Regions from separate parts of the Mus musculus genome. Here region 2 is linked to region 1. A link is a loop called in an ENCODE intact Hi-C map of the cell type or tissue named here. Cell type or tissue: heart. All regions are shown on one strand.

The links. A loop is a pair of places that touch in the nucleus more often than their neighbours do. Peaks named below come from ENCODE experiments on the same cell type or tissue, not always from the same donor. Only the 100,000 strongest peaks of a DNase experiment are listed, where the experiment ranks them.
Region 2: it touches region 1 in a loop (2.0-fold over the local background); 6 of 42 quality-filtered maps call a loop at or near these places.

Annotation. Positions count from the first base shown.
Region 1 is chr4:21,928,216-21,936,215 of GRCm38, forward strand. Faxc (failed axon connections homolog) reads left to right here and starts at 3,111. Exons shown (of 6, transcript NM_175234.4): 1 at 3,111-3,614. The coding sequence starts at 3,349. In heart, no CTCF peak of the experiment used is centred here; DNase peaks (open chromatin) are centred at 3,066 and 3,406; H3K4me3 peaks cover 2,005 bases; H3K27ac peaks cover 1,281 bases.
Region 2 is chr4:21,844,474-21,852,473 of GRCm38, forward strand. It overlaps Pnisr (PNN interacting serine/arginine-rich), which reads left to right and starts at 3,575. Exons shown (of 11, transcript NM_001369189.1): 1 at 3,575-3,666. 4930528A17Rik (RIKEN cDNA 4930528A17 gene) reads right to left here and starts at 3,975. Exons shown (of 1, transcript NR_028384.1): 1 at 1,854-3,975. In heart, a CTCF peak has its summit at 3,084 (motif pointing right); DNase peaks (open chromatin) are centred at 3,178, 3,518 and 3,998; H3K4me3 peaks cover 2,576 bases; H3K27ac peaks cover 1,408 bases.

The DNA.
Region 1 (8,000 bases):
TACCTGGGCTGGCAATCCTAGGTTCTATAAGAAAACTGAGCTTATAAGGGGAAGCTGAGCAAGCCAGGGAAAGCAAGCCAGTAAGTAACATCCCTCCATGGCCTCTGCATCAGCTCCTGCTTCATGACCTACTTGAGTTCCAGTCCTGACTTCCTTGGTGATGAACAACAGTATGGAAGTGTAAGCTGAATAAATCCTTTCCTCCCCAACTTGCTTCTTGGTCATGATGTTTGTGCAGGAATAGAAACCCTGACTAAGACAGTATCCATCCCATATACAGTCACCAAACCCAGACACTATTGTGGATGCCAGCAAGTGCTTGCTGACAGGAGCCTGATATAGTTGTCTCCTGAGAGGCTCTGCCAGTGCCTGACAAATACAGAGGTGGATGCTCTCAGCCAATCATTGGACTAAGCACAGGGTCCCCAATGGAGGAGCTAGAGAAAGGACCCAAGGAGCTGAAGGGGTTTGCAGCCCCATAGGAGGAACAACAATATGAACTAACCAGTACCCCCAGAGCTCCCAGGGACTAAACCACCAATCAAAGAGTAAACATGGAGGGACCCATGGCTCCAGCTGCTTATGTAGCAGAGGTTGGCTTTGTCAGTCATCAATGAGAGGAGAGGCCCTTGGTCCTGTGAAGGTTCTATGTCCCAGTGTAGGGGAATGCCAGGGCCAGGAAGCAGGAGTGTGTGTGTGTGTGGGGGGGGGAGGGGTTGGTGAGCAGGCAGAGGGGAGAGATAGGTTTTTGGAGGGGAAACCAAGAACATTTGAAATGTAAATAAAGAAAATATCTACATAAAAGAAAAAGAAGCAAAGGAAAAGAAAAAATGGGCTGGAGAGATGGCTCAGCGGTTAAGAGCACTGACTTCTCTTCCGAAAGTCCTGAATTCAAATCCTAGCAACCACATGGTGGCTCACAGCCATCTATAATGAGATCTGCTGCCCTCTCCTGATGAAGCGTCTGCAGAGAGCTACAGTGTACTTAGATATAATAAATACATACATAAATAAAAATTACTGAAAAATTATGTTGTGAAATACTGTGTAGGTAAGTGTTCAGTTAATTAGTTCCCTCCCCTTTCAACACTTTGACTTAATTTTGGAAAAAAATGCTCAAAAAATTATTAGTTCACCACTAATAGTGATTTTAATATAGGGGAAATTAAAACTCCCTATTTGGGTTCTTTTTCACAAAAGGACATAAAAATAGTCAGGAGGCGCTGGAGGACAGCATGATCAGCATTAGCATCAGCCTTACTGAGGGCGTGGTCTCTTGGCCAAGTGATTGACAGGCCCAGATGAATTAACTCTTAAGGGGAAAGACAAAAGTATGACATGTTCTGTTCGCCAGAGAAAGATCAGAATGCCTTTTCTGCCCAGGGCCAGAGGTATATTCCATTCTTTTGACTGGGAGGAATTACCAAAACTGACAAACTCAGTTGTGATTGTAGGGAAGGAGTAAAGGTGGTGGCTCTCCATCTGGAATCTTCACACCCTTCCAGTGCCTAGTGGAGGGTCTTATCGCTCAGGTTTAGCTCCTACCCGCTCTGCCTTTAGAGATGAGGCAGGACTGCATAGCTACTGCCAGTCAAATCTGAGATCCGAGTGTCCATTCCGCATTTAGAAGCAGTTTGTTTTGTTTTGTTTTTTGTTTTGTTTTGTTTTTTAGCAGGGCAGTGGTCGCACATGCCTTTAATCCCAGCACTTGGGAGGCAGAGGCAGGCGGATTTCTGAGTTCGAGGCCAGTCTGGTCTACAGAGTGAGTTCCAGGACAACCAGGGCTACACAGAGAAACCCTGCCTTGAAAAAACGAAAGAAAAGAAGCGGTTCTTTAAAGAGTCAGTCTTCCAGTCCCCCAACAACTGGTGCAGGGCCTGTTGCCTGCCTGTGGATCCCGCACCCCTAAATGGACCACCTCATCTTGTCTCAGTGGGAGAGGATGCCCCTAGTCCCACCTAGTGCTGCAGTGCCTTGCAGGATGTGTGTATTGTGTTAGTGTGTGGGGGATGACACCCTGTAGCTCCTTGGTATCTGGCCCAGGCTGGCCTTCTGTTGGCCTCCTCTGTCACTGCATTGGGCTGATTGCTGTCTCCTTCTCATGGAAGTTCATGTCAGACTACACATCCTGAGAGGTCTTTAACTCCCTTTGGGATGACCCTAAAATTCGTGACAACTTGGGTAGGGCCTCCTTCTCTAGCTATGGTGGTAAACAATCTTTTGTTTTATTTCTAGCATGACTGTACAACCTGTTTATTCTAAGGGGGTGAAATCCAGGAAATGGGAGCCCCTTTCATCAGCACCCCAGTCTCTACTGTATTGGGGGACAGATGTATTCTTATAGTCATACTTGAATTTTAAATTGTGACAAATCATATGTCTTCAATATTTTTATTTCCTCTAAACTGAAACTGCCCATGCTCTGGCTAGAACACATGGTCTACATTTAAGGATTTAAAGGATCTAGAACATTCCATGTTGGTAGAGAGCGTGCCTGCCATGTATAAGGCCCTAAATCCAATCTCTAATCGATCTCTTCAGGGTTACCCAGAGTGGGAAAACCATTTAATACACAGTTGCTTATTTTACAAATTTTCAGCACCCAAAGGGACCATCCTGTATCAGCGATATCCTTGGTAACGATTTCCAAGGTGGGAAGATTTCTCACCTAGAGTACTTTCTGCTGTTATTTGTCAAGGCGGACCTCAATCACTTCATCAGCACCTTGCCTGGGACCTAGGTGACTGTGCTTACCTGAGCTCTTTAAAGCAATGAGAGCAGACAGACGCTCCCGACCTTAATCTGCCCTGGCCCAAGGTTTCCGGTCTGTGGCTCAGGGCAGGTGAGTTCCCTGCGCTCCGCAAGGCGCCTGCGGGCGGGAGCGGGTGGAACCGAGGGCGGCGGCTCTGGGCTCGGCTCAGCCGCAGCCATCGCAGCCTCCCGCGCCGCCCGCCTCCCCGAGCCCGGGCGTCCAGCCCCGCAGCTGCGGCCGAGCAGAGGCAGCGCACCGCGGGGATGCGGGGCGGGGGCAGGGCGCGGGGTAGGTGACATTATCCCGCCTCTGTTGCCGGGCCCAGGGGAGCAATGACATCACGTGGCCCTTTCCACGCGCTGACACAAAGAGCGCCTGCGAGAGGCCTCGGCCAGGGAGGCCGGCGGCCGCCGCTGCCTCGCCGGGCCCGGGGGCCCAGCCATCCCAGATCTCCGCTCGCCGTCCGCGTCCTTCCGCCGTCGCCTCCGCCCGCGCCCCCTGCGCACCGCTGAACCCGCCCGCTCGCCCGGGCGCCGGCCTCTTCCCATGCGGGCGGCGCGGGCCCTGGGAGGGGCGCCCGGAGCCAGCCGCGCAGCATGCACTGGGGGGTTGGCTTTGCCTCGTCCAGGCCGTGCGTGGTGGACCTGAGCTGGAACCAGAGCATCTCCTTCTTCGGCTGGTGGGCCGGGTCCGAGGAGCCCTTCTCCTTTTATGGGGACATCATCGCTTTCCCTTTGCAGGATTACGGTGGGATCATGGCAGGGCTGGGCTCGGATCCCTGGTGGAAGAAAACCCTTTATTTGACCGGGGGAGCTTTGCTGGCCGCGGCTGCGTATCTGCTCCACGAACTCCTGGTCATTAGGTGAGCCGGAGAGAGGGCCCCCGAAGCGGGCACTGACCAGGGCAGCTAGCCCGGGTAGGGCTGGCTCAAAGGGGGTTCCGGAACCAGCCCCTAGGTCCCGCCGCCCAAAGGTCCAAGCGTCCTCTCTCATCCTCTAACCCCCTAAGGCGTTTCACGGTCACCTGGCCACTTGTAAGGAGCCATTTAGAGTTGATGGGAGGGTTAAATTGGGAAGGGAAAGAAAGCGTTTTCCTTCCATCATTTCGATGCTAAAAGCAAAGTGCTGTGAGTCACCAGTGTTATGGATATAAACAATCTGCTAAAGCCCATAGGAAGAGTCTAACTGCAATCAGTGCATTCGTAACAATAGAATAAAGCTCTGTAGAAATACTAAGGTACACTTTTATAAACGCCTAATTGGTTTATGGGTAATGATGCTGGAACATTAACTATTAACCTCATCTTTACCTAAAAGGTTAGTTCTCTCTTACTCTTCTTTATAAATGTCAACATTATTAGGAGGCTGCAGTTGCAGAAGCTTGGTGTAACCCTGTTCAGTTTTGATGCAGCCTTAACCTGCTTACCTGCTTATCTGGTGTGGAACTGTAAGCACCTTCAAGCTTAAATACAATCATTCTGCGAGCGGTAGGAGATCTGAGGGCAGCGCTAGCACATGGAGCACTTGGCATAACAGGGAGTCTCCCTGGGCTGTAAACAGTTTCATGGCTGCCTGCCGCAGAATGTGTACAGGGCTGACTTGAAAATTACAATAAATGGATGCCCCTGCTGTTGGGACTGCTAGTCCCATAGATAGATCTTTAGTGGTAGATGCCACTGGGTACTGAGACAGCCTTTGGCTAATGGGCATGTCAATTTTGGGTTAAAATTTCCATGCATTTGGGACCCCAGTCTCTGGAGATTATTGGAGGCAGAGCAATTTTCCGTAGCTCAGAATTTCTCTTCTGACCAGTATTTTCGAAGGAGCTGGGATGTGTTCCTACCATATTTTCCAGGGGTAGGGTGAAGGAGGAGCATGGTTCTAGAGGCTGTAAAGTGGCTGGTGACCTCTAATGGACTTCAGGAAGTGCAGGAGGACACCATGATCGCCCTACTGAACTCACTATTTGTTGGCTCTGAAAGGATAAGAAAGCATTTGGGTCTGAGAAAAATGTGTTGGCTTTCATATCATTTAGCCACAGTGGAAGACTGAGAAGTTGATTTTAACTTCAGTATATCTCATTGAGCACAGCGTCTTGAATTTAGTTGAGCCAAACACAAAAGTTTTAAAGTGAGATAGCATGAAGATTACGCCCCATTGGTGCCAGTCTGAGAACTCTGTTTCACGTCAGGTTTCAGTCCATATGAAGAACCCCACACCTGTGCAGCATTTTACACAGTAGCCTGTTGTTTCTCAGTTGTATTTCACTCCATAGCCTGTGAAGACTGCCCCTGTACCATTCAGCATCTCAGCCTTTCTCCAGTTTGTGGAGAGTGGAAGCTTCACATGGCTGAATCCAAAATGTGGCTTTGATGACCTTGCAGAAATAACAGGGCCTTGGGAGCTCACTTGGAATAGACCACGCCCTTGAAGCTCTGGACCCTATACACTCTTCAGCCCTCTGCCCAGGCTAGCTCCTTCTCCATTGTGGTGATCACAAGCCCCAGCTCTGAATCTTTACTTGGATCAAGGGGTTTTAAGACCTATGGTTTGTTTACTTTTGTTTCTTGACAAATGAATTGATAAACCCCTATTATAATACAAACTGAAAGAAGGCAGCTGAAATTTTGGGAAGTTAGTAGTACTCCCTGTGTGTCTGTGATTGCATGTGTCTGTAACAGCTACCACTAAGGAGTAGGAGAAGGTTAGCTTACCTTGATGAAGATTACACAGTGACAGGAGAAAGACGGAGGTTCCAGTGTGGAGCCCGGCTGCTTGGGAGAGCCTGCTTATTTTGAGGTGTTTTGTTGGGGGGAGAAAGGAAGAGAACTGAGAAAGGGGGCATTTCTTGGCAAGGGAGGCCTGTGGTCAGGATGCAACTTTCTGCCAGCTTTCAGAGAGCTATGGCGCAGACAGGAGCAGTGAAGATGGGCGTCAGAAGATGGGTACGGGTACAAGAGAGGAAAACTTTCACTTGCTGAGAAATCTAAACTTCTGTACAGTTAGGCAAAATCAAAATCACATGTGTGGGAGGGAAATATAAAGTGGCCCCGCTGTCTAAGTTCATTGTCAATGTCAACCTTCCCCTACCATGCCTGGACTTTCTGTTGCCCAGATTAGCGTTAATCTATGGCTTTGTCTCATGAGGAAATAAAGTTATAAGGTTAATTAAGTCTAACTAGTGAGTACAACCAATGCATGTGTTGTTTTTGGTGAAGCGTGGTTAGTTATTTGTGATATTACTTTGGTTATTTGTATTTTTCCACTGTTCTATTTTAAAATAATTGTTGTCTTAATCCTTTGTTTCCCCAGAGTAGAGTGGCATCTATATAAAATTTACTCAAGCGTCTGGAAGTTTGCTCGTCAAGCGAATGATTAAGTAATGATCTCATTACCTGGAGCTCATTTGCACTTTGTGTTCTCCAGCTAAAGGGTCCCCATCTGATCCCTAAGACTGACTCATTGCCTGTTACAGAGACAGGATCATCTCTGATATTCTCAGGCAGGGCCAGGAGCTGCTCAGGCTCCTTTTCTGTTAGCCAGCTGGCCTCTGCAGGTGTTCTCTTATTCAGATCTCCTTCTAAGGTTGTTTTGTGATAAGCTGCACAGGAAGCGACTCATCTGACCCTGTGACCTTAACTAGGGAGAGGGTTCTGACATGTAGAAAGTGGCCTCTGGGAACACATGGATTGGGTTCAATTTGATTCAGCCTTTTGATACACACACACACACACACACACACACACACACACACACACACACGTGTGTGTGTGTGTGTGTATATATATATATATATATTTTACTGAGCAAAGTCAGTTTTGAGGTGTGTATATGTGTGCGCATATATATACATATATGCACACATATATACATATATTTACATATATATATATATATATGGATTGTACTAGGGATTGATCCCAGTGCTTTACCCATGGAAGCCAAGTACCCTACCACGGAGTTATATCCTCACTCCACTCATTTTTTGGCAATTTTTTGACATGGTCTAGCTGAATTGCCTAGGCTGGCCTTGAACTTGCAATTTTCCTGCCTCTGCCTTCTGAATAGTTGGAATCTGCTGCTATTCTTGGCCTGACACACTTGGTCTCAAATTGAAGTTCCTTGGGCAAGTTACTTTCTGACTTTGAAGTTTCCTGTCTACGACAGAGCATTGGTATGGCGTCCCAAATTTAAACTCTAGCAATGCCCACTTTAGAGTGCTATTAGCAAAAGTAAGTAGGTTAATATGGCCCGTGTCTATAAAGTCACTGGCACATGTTGGCTCATGATCAGCATCTTTATGACTATGATAGGGCCTAACTTAACCTTCAGAACTTGACTCTTCTGTTCAGAGGGCAGAGGATTTCCTATTTATCTCCCTTTAGCTCCTAAGCCTTTGCCTCTCTAATTTATATAAAAGCATCACTGTGATGTGAATTATTTTACTGGGCAAAGTCAGTTGTGAAGTGTAGCATTTGTATTGCTTACTAATATAGTCAAAATTGGTCCTGGATTTTAATATCCGACCTCCCACACATTTCATCAAACGGAAAACCTCTGTTTTGTAGTAAATGCTTTTAACTCTATTGGCTTGTAATTTCAGAATGAGTCATTCTGAGGTCTTTAAATGGAGTAGGCTCTTGGTTGGTAAACCCCAAGAGAACTTGTTTTATGAAGTGGAGATGCTGAGGCTAGTGTGCACCATGTGTGGATGGTGACAAGCCATTTCTGCTTGGCTAGGTGTAGGACTAAACCTGGATTTGGAGAGGGGAAGTTCAGAGGGGTCCAAAGCTTGAGAATGGAGTTCATCTGACTGGGAAATGTTAGGTGCACAAAACAGTGGAAATTGTAATAGGTCTCTGAGGGGTGTATAAGCCAGATTGGGTGAAATTGGAAGTGAACAAGACCATATCTTATTGTGTAAGAATACATTTTTGCTCACTTTTAATGCTTGATGTTCACAGATACCATTTTATTTAATCCTTGTGATTGTCAGTATAGAAAAGGAACCAGGATTTTCAGTATCAGATTTCCTGAAGATGTGGGTCATGGTGCAGCCTGCCCATTCTGTTAGCTCCACATTTTATAGAGAAGGGTATTGTCTAATGTAGGCATTCTCCAGGTTCTACAGACCACTGCCAATGTGACTATCTCTGTACCCAGGATCCTCTGTAGCCCAGGTAGACCATGAACTTGTGATCCTTCTGTATCAGCCTCCTGAGAGCCAGGATTAAAGGCCTGAAATAGTC
Region 2 (8,000 bases), 84 kb before region 1:
TGAATAATAATATCCCACAGGCTCATATATTTGAATGATTAGGCACCAGGACTATTTGAAAGGATTAAAAGAATTGGGAGGTGTGGCTTTATTGGAGGAAGTGTGTCACTGGGGATGTGCTTCATGGTATCAAAGGCCCATGCCACGCCCAGAGTCACTCTCCCTGCCTATGGATCATGATGTAGTTCCCAGCCACTGGTCCAGTGTCTGCCTGCACGCCACCATCATGATGATAATGGACGGAACCTCTGAAACTTTAAGCAATTAAATGATTTCTTTTATAAAATCTGCCTTGGTCATGGTTGCTGTACACATCACTTTCTTCTTTAGATTACCTTGTCAAATGCATTCAGTAGCATCTAGTATCTAGTATCTTGCTTTTCAAACTTTTCCATTAAATAGAAATTCATTATATATATTATTGCCTCGAAGGTTATAGTGAATCTCAGTTAAATCTGATGTTTTACTATACCATAATCTAAATTTCTACACATTAATGTTAGTAGCTATTTCTGTCAACCACCTTCTAATCTATTGCATATTTTTTAGATTTGTGATTTTCTTTTTTAGATATTTATTATTATCTGTAGCTGTCTTCAGATGCACCAGAAGAGGGCATCAGATCTCGTTACTGATGGTTCTGAGCCATCATGTGGTTGCTGGGATTTGAACACAGGATCTTCAGAAGAGCAGTCAACCGATAAGCCATCTCTCCAGCCCCTAGTGCATACAATTTTTAAGTGGCTGCTTTTTGTTCAAGATAGGCTAGCTTTCTGATATATTCACAAATGACTCAGCAGCTTACTTTGTGGTCATTGGGGAGCCTTCATATGTACTATCTGAACTGGCAGTAGCTGAATACATGTGGCCTGGTGACCAGGTCTCATAAGCATATATGCACATGTGGGGGGAGGGGACATTCACGAGCATTCCTCAGGTGCCCCTCTACCTTTGTTTTTGAGATAGGGTCTCTTAATTGACGTTGAACTCAATAGATGTTAGAGATCTGTCTACCTTCATCACTCCTAGTGCTGGGACCACAATGTACTCCACAGCTCCTGCTTTTTGTTTTGTTTTGTTTGTTTTGTTTTCTTAGGTGTGGGTTCTGGGAATCAAACACAAGTAAGTCTTCTTGCATTACAAATGATGATATCTTCCCAGCCCTATAAATAGGAACAAACAAACCTGAAGTTAAAGTTCTCTGGTAATCATTAATAGTAGATTGCCAGGTAATACAGACAAGATGCTGGCACTTGATAATTACAGTACACAATAGCCAAATTACAGACCTCATATATGATAGCTGTTCAGAGCTTTAACATAACAGCATATATTCTGATAAAATAGAACTTGACATCCACACATGGGAGTGGTGATGTGTGCCTGCAATCCCTACAAGGCATTTAATAGGCCCTCCCATTTGGATATCCAAAATGGCTAGTTTACACTAGTGTCCCTAGTCAAAATATTTAATCACTTGACAATGTAAAATTTTCTGTGCACTAATATGTTAGGTCCTTGGAGGGCAAAAGTTGTCACCCAAGTATTCGTTTCAGTTTTACTTGGGATATATTACAGATGGTTATAGGGAGCAGGAATTTTCCATAGCCTTGCTAATCCAAGCAGATTTCACCAAAGATCGTCCATTTTCCTGGCTAGAATGTTTCTCAGTGAGGTGAAGTATGGTGACATTTGATTTCAATCCCAGCAACGGGGTTGGTGGCTGCTAGTAGATCTCCTTGAGTTCTTATAGATGCTAAATGGAAATAGTCAAGTACAGGTCTCCTTCTGAGTTAGTTGTACTAACCTCATGAACTCACATCATAGTATTGCCAGATAATTGGCAGTTTTCTCCACCCCACTCCCCAAATTACATGTTGAAGGCAAACTTGAGGCTAGCAGGTGTTTACTTAGTAGGGTTTTATTCTAATCACACAGACTACATGGTTTTCAAATACTTCATTTGAGAATTACAGAATTTCTTGTAAAGGGCATTCCTATTTTCACATCTACCTATATTTTCTTTATTCAGTTTACTACAGTCTTGTTTCTAGAGTAATTTGATATTTCTTGTGCAGTTCCCAACTCAAAGACTTAGATTTTTAGTGCATGGTGTGGGTGCTAAAAACAGAGTTCTCACATTAAAGGGAATAAGAGAGTTTATTGTGGAGCCACATTTGAATGTCCATGGCACAAGGAACACAGTTATGCCAAATTTCTTTTATAACACGGAAGTGGTTTCATGACATTTTATAGTTTTTAAAGAACAGACAGTCATAAACCAAGGCAGGCTTAAGATACATTGGTGTGTACATCACAGAAGCTACAGCAAGATGGGGACACTTTTTACATCGCTGCAGATGCTATCTGATAACATTCTTAGCTCTTGGGTTGGTGGAAACTGGGAGTCAGCTAAGTTAAAAAGTTCCAAAGGCTGGGGCAGTGGTTAATAGCGCTGGTACCAGAGTTCAATTCCTAGTACCCACATGGCAGCTTACAACTATCTGTAGTCCAGCAACAAGTGATTTGACACCCTCACACAGACATGCACGCAGGCAAAACACCAATACACATAAAATAAAAATAAATAAATCATTTTTTTAAAAGTTCTAAAAGGTTTTTAATCTATTAGTCACAGGATTTAGCTCTAATATGGGGAGGTTGGCAAAGACTGGCAATTCGTGGGTAAAGCTAGGGCCAGATTGGGTAATTAGCCTCTGGACTTGTAAAATTCCAACCTCTCCACATCACTGAAGCTCCAATCAATCTTTGCAGACACAGACTTTTTCCTGGAATTCTCCTTCATAACTCTTTTTAGTTACACTGACATTTCAAGAAAGTCATTTTCCAATATTTAGGTTAAGAATGCTGTGTTTCTTAGAATTTTTGTTTCCTTTTGTAATTAAACTCCTAGTCTGGAAAGTTGACATTTTAGATATATGAACATTGTTCACGCTAAACACCTTTTACCTCCTTTCGGGAGGCCATCTTGGAGTTTAGGTAAGGAAGGACCAGTGGAAACTCTGCTTCTCAGTTACTTTTCCTTAAAGAGTAGCTGAGCGAAGTTGAACTGAGTAAATGTTCCCACCAGGGGGCGCGATGCTAGGAGGTGAACAAGGAGACCTAGCAAACACCCTGCTTCCAGAACTCAGGCTCTGCGACTCAGGCCTGGCACAGTGAGTTCCAAGTTGGCAGGGTTTGACTTGCGGTCCTCTCCGTAGTCTGAAAGAGGCAAAGCGATTCAGCATCCTTCCCAAAGCGGAACTGATTCTTAGAACGCATTTGCTCTTCGAGGGTCTCCTGCCTAAAGTTTACTAAATTCCGTCCATTGTACCGGAACGTTAGGCTCGGCTTTGTGCTGGCTGTACAAATGAAAATGTGTCGGGTATGACACGGGCTTCACACACAAGAGGGTCCAACTCGAGGTGGGTTGGGTTTGCCCTCAACAAAAATGGCGCGGACTCGTCCCGTCGGTAAGATCACATGGTCGTAAGCCTGGCTGAGAATCAGTGTGACTTCAGCCGAAAAGCGGATGTTATTATCATTCACTTCCGGGTGAGAACCACCGGGCGCCATCTTGTCTTGTTCATGAAGAAGTAGAAGCATCGAAAGGTTGGAGAGAATTACAGGAACGGTGGCGACAGCGGTATTCCGGAACCGGAGCGGGTAAGCGACGAGCAGTTTACCCCGGGGGACCTGCCGGAGGACTAAAGTCCTCTGGGTCAGTGTGGCGAACGGAGCGGGACTCAGGCTGCGTACGCTGCTTGGCGCCACCGCCAGAACCTCATTCCGGAGAAGCTCCGGCGTCCGCCCGAGAGAGTGAGCGAGAGAGCCGCTGTCGCCCGAAGGGAACCGCCTTTGGCTAAGGAGAGGGCTCACGACCCATTCTTCGAACTAAGAGTTTCCTTTGAGAAGGCAAGGGACTAATTGTTGGGCGCCTGAGCGGCCGTTAAGCAGTGCGCGTGCGCAGTGGGAACCCTTGAGGGGCAGGGAGTGTGGAGGGGCGGAGGCGGCGGGGGCCGGGATCTGGAACTTCGACTCTGCGACTCGCACTACGCAGGCGCAACCGCTTTCTGCTGCGTCCTAGACAAGTATCATTTAGTTGCTTAGTTTTGGTGTTTTTACCCAGTGATGGGTATTATGTGTTAAGCATCACTGAGGAAACAAGTAGTATCCTATATTTCAGTTGTTTCGTAGTTTTGTGGATAATAGTGTCATCTTAACAAAACTGGGCACTGAGCAAATTTTGACTGTGCTTGATTAAATTAGCAGTCTTTAATACTTCATTTACCTTTTCTCTTCCTAACCCTAGATAAAACAAAAACAATCTTGGATTTTTTTTTTTTTTTGAGTACATCCAGCTAAAACCAAACCAGAACAGTAAAGACTTTATTTGTGGGGTGGTTTTCTAAAGCATCAGGGGAGACGTAATGAGTTCTCGGATATTCTTAAGACACACAATTTAAAACATAAGTAAGCTTTATATTTAAGGACTTTTTTGAGCCTCATTATATGATCCTGGCTGGCCTGGAACTCCTGCCTTCGCTCATGAATGCTGGAATTAAATGTATTCACTACCACATCAAGCCCTAGAACTTAATTTAATTATAGAAAAATTAAACAGCTAGTGTATAACCACGTGTTTTATTTTCTCAGTAACATATACTTCCATGACACGTTTTTTTGTTTTTTTTTACTATTAATGGAACAATGTTGTTACATTATTAATTGAGGGCATGCTCCTATTTCCTTAGTTAAAGAAAAAAATCATTTTTAAAAAAAGATAGTATTTTTCTGTGGAGATCCCCTGGAACTGAAGTTACAGATGGTTGTGAGTTGCCATGAGGTGCTGGCAACTGGAGGCAGGTCCTCTGCAAGAGCAGCCGGTGCTGTAGCTGCTGAGCCTTCTGGCCACCGTCTCTGTTCAATGAAAAATTACTACTTTATGTCTATGTGTCAGTCCTAGCTTTTGTTGTCCGGATTCTTCCACTTTTGACCATTGCTAAATCTTTCAGGTGTCTGCTGTTTCCCACCAGCTTCTATTTGATTGGTCGGTGTTTTGTTTCTTTGTTACTCTGTTGCAAAGACTGGCCTAGACCGCTCAGCGCCTTTCCTGCTTTAGCTTCTTACAATTGAGATTACCGACTCGGGCTACTATAGAACTTTATTTCAGTTTGGGGGAAGGAGCCCAGGCTAGCCACCAACTCAAGATCTTAACTGCTTTCACTTCTGAATCCCTTTAGTGTTAAGAATACAGAACTGCTAGGTACAAAGAGATTTAAAACATATTTCAATTCTCATCTTTTTGTCACAATCTGTAAATGAGTTTTGTAAATATTTGCGGTCATTATTTGAAGAAGTCATTTTGAAGTCAATTGAAGCGTTTTCCTTTTTTCCATTTAAGATTTATTTTTATTTCTCTGTGTGTGTGTGTGTGTAAACATGTGTATGCACGCATGCTTGCTCATGCCTGTGTTGAGTGTGTAAATGTGCACATGAGTGTGAGGATATTTGGTCCCCTGGATCTGGAATGTCAGAAAGTCTAAGTTGTTTGATGTGATGCTGGGGTTGAGCTTGGGTGCTCTGTAAGAACAGCCAGCACGTCTTTAAGCAGTGAGCCATCCTTTGGCTCCAGGTCTGTTTGTTGTCATTTGCAGTTCTAATACAGAATAATTTATAGAAAAGACTGAATGATAATAATCCTAGTGTTAGTATCTGGGTTTACTGTAACAGATTACTACAAACTAGGTGGCTTAAAACAACTGAAATGTCCTCTTTTATGGTTCTAACGGCAAAAAGTATGAAAGCAAAGTTTGACAGGTACCTTCCTTCCTTCTGGGTTTTGATGGCACCTATCTTTCTGTTCTTTAGCTTGTAGAGTTGTCCAATCTCTGGCATTGTAGGCACAGGACAGTCTCAGATACTTATGTCTGTCCTCATCTGAAATTGTCCTCATCCTAAATTGAGTACTGTATCCACACAGACACTGGTTTCCAAATAAGTACAGGTAACATGGATTTAGGACTTCAGCCTGTCTTTGGGAAGATTACCAGTTAGTCCATAACTCTGGTTTTAGTTTTTTCCAGCAGTATGATACTGTTGATAATCAAGTGCAGTCTTTGGTTATTGGCTTTTCTAGTCTTCCCAAATTCAAGTTGTTTTTCAAGAAAATCACATTTAACTTTACCCTGTGAAAGAAAATTTTGTCAACAGTCTGTTGCATGAATCATCAAAATTAGACTTCTCCAAACCTGAAAAGTTGATGATCTCTGAAAATAAGTCTTAAAAGGAGACTAAGCTGATTCAATCTTTTTTTTTTTAAAGCCACATTTATCTATTTTGTGTACGTATGTCTCTGTGTGAGAACACACGTGCCTTGACATGTTTGTGGAGGTCAGAGGACTACTTTCACGAATTGGTCCTCGTCTTTGACCATGCATGTGTGTTACAGGGATAAAATGCATTCAGGTTACCAGGATGGGTGGCAAGTGCCTTTACCTACTGAGCTATTTTATGGCTCTCAGGATTTTTTTTCTCCTTGTGTTGGGGGGACATGAGGGTGCTGGGGATCATACATAGGCTTTGCATATGTAAGCCAAGTTCTCTACTACTTACGTGTATCCCTAGGTCCTAGAAATCAAACCATGGCATTAAATAAATAGTAATATTAAGATATACTTTTTGTGGCTAAAGTTGCATATTTAGTGGGTAACATATATGAGTGATAAATGAGTAAAATACCTAACCATTTAATATAAACACAATACAATGATAGAGCGAGCACTCAGTAAGGTTTCCTCTGTTCATAAGGAAATCTTTGAGCATTCAAACATTTATTCTACAAGAACTATTGCATATTAACTTTTAATTTATGGAGATTTTCAGACAGTGTCTGCCTTCAACAGTTAACGTTTTCCAAATTATTACTCACCCAATATACGACCATAAGTTTTCATGGTTTAAATCCATTATTAAAACTTAGTGGGTCTGTTGATATAGTTCAGCAGTAGTGCCTTTGCTTATCTCAAGAAACAAAAAAAAGTTGAATTAAAAATTGTGTCTGTGGAACTGTTCATATTGAACATAGTCATGTTTTCCAAACTAAAAGTCCAAATACAGGACCAAACTCAACAACAAGCTTCAAAATACTTTACAAGTAGGAGCAGGTACTTTTAATTTAAAATAGGTTCTGGCAGGGCTGTGGTGGTGCATGCCTTTAATCCATCACTCAGGAGGCAGAGGCACTCAGGTCTCCAAGTTTGAGACCAGCTTGGTCTGCAGAGTGAGTTCCAAGACAGCCAGGGCTATACAGAGAAATCAACCTATCTTTAAAAACAAAAACAAAAATACAAACCTGTCTGTCAGTGGGTTATATATTTATAGGTACAGCCAATTGCAGATTAGAAGTACTTGGTAAAGTGGATCTAGTAAGCATACTCAGATTTTTGTTTTATGTAACAAAAATGCTATTTTATGTGAGGGAGCTGAGCATCCTAAAGTTTTGGTTCCCTATGGATATTACATCAATCATCCACGGATACTGAAGGGCGTAATATGCATGTTTTTTTGGTTTGGTTGTGGGATAGCATCTCAGAAGGAGGATACAGGTTGCTATGGACATATGGCCCAGCTGACCTTGAACTCAGAGATTTGCCTTAGTGCTGGTTCCCGTCCCCACCCCCAGCACTGTAACCTGTGCTTTGATTCTTGTATATCAGGAGTCAGAGTAGTCTGCTTTAGAAGTTTTGAATATGGTAAGTTCTTTTGTATAAAGATCTTATGGTGAACGTGAAGAAAAAGAGAATAGGGCTTCTAAATTTTTGTCATCAAATTAGTTTGCTCTTTTGTTAAGTAATTGGTAAAACCCTTTATAAGTATTGTGCTGGCCCAAAACATATAAAACTATATTTTACATACTTGATTAGTTAATTATGTTCCTTTTGCTTATCTGTTTCCTTTTTATACACTTAACAAGAATCAAAGTTTAGTTTTCATGACCA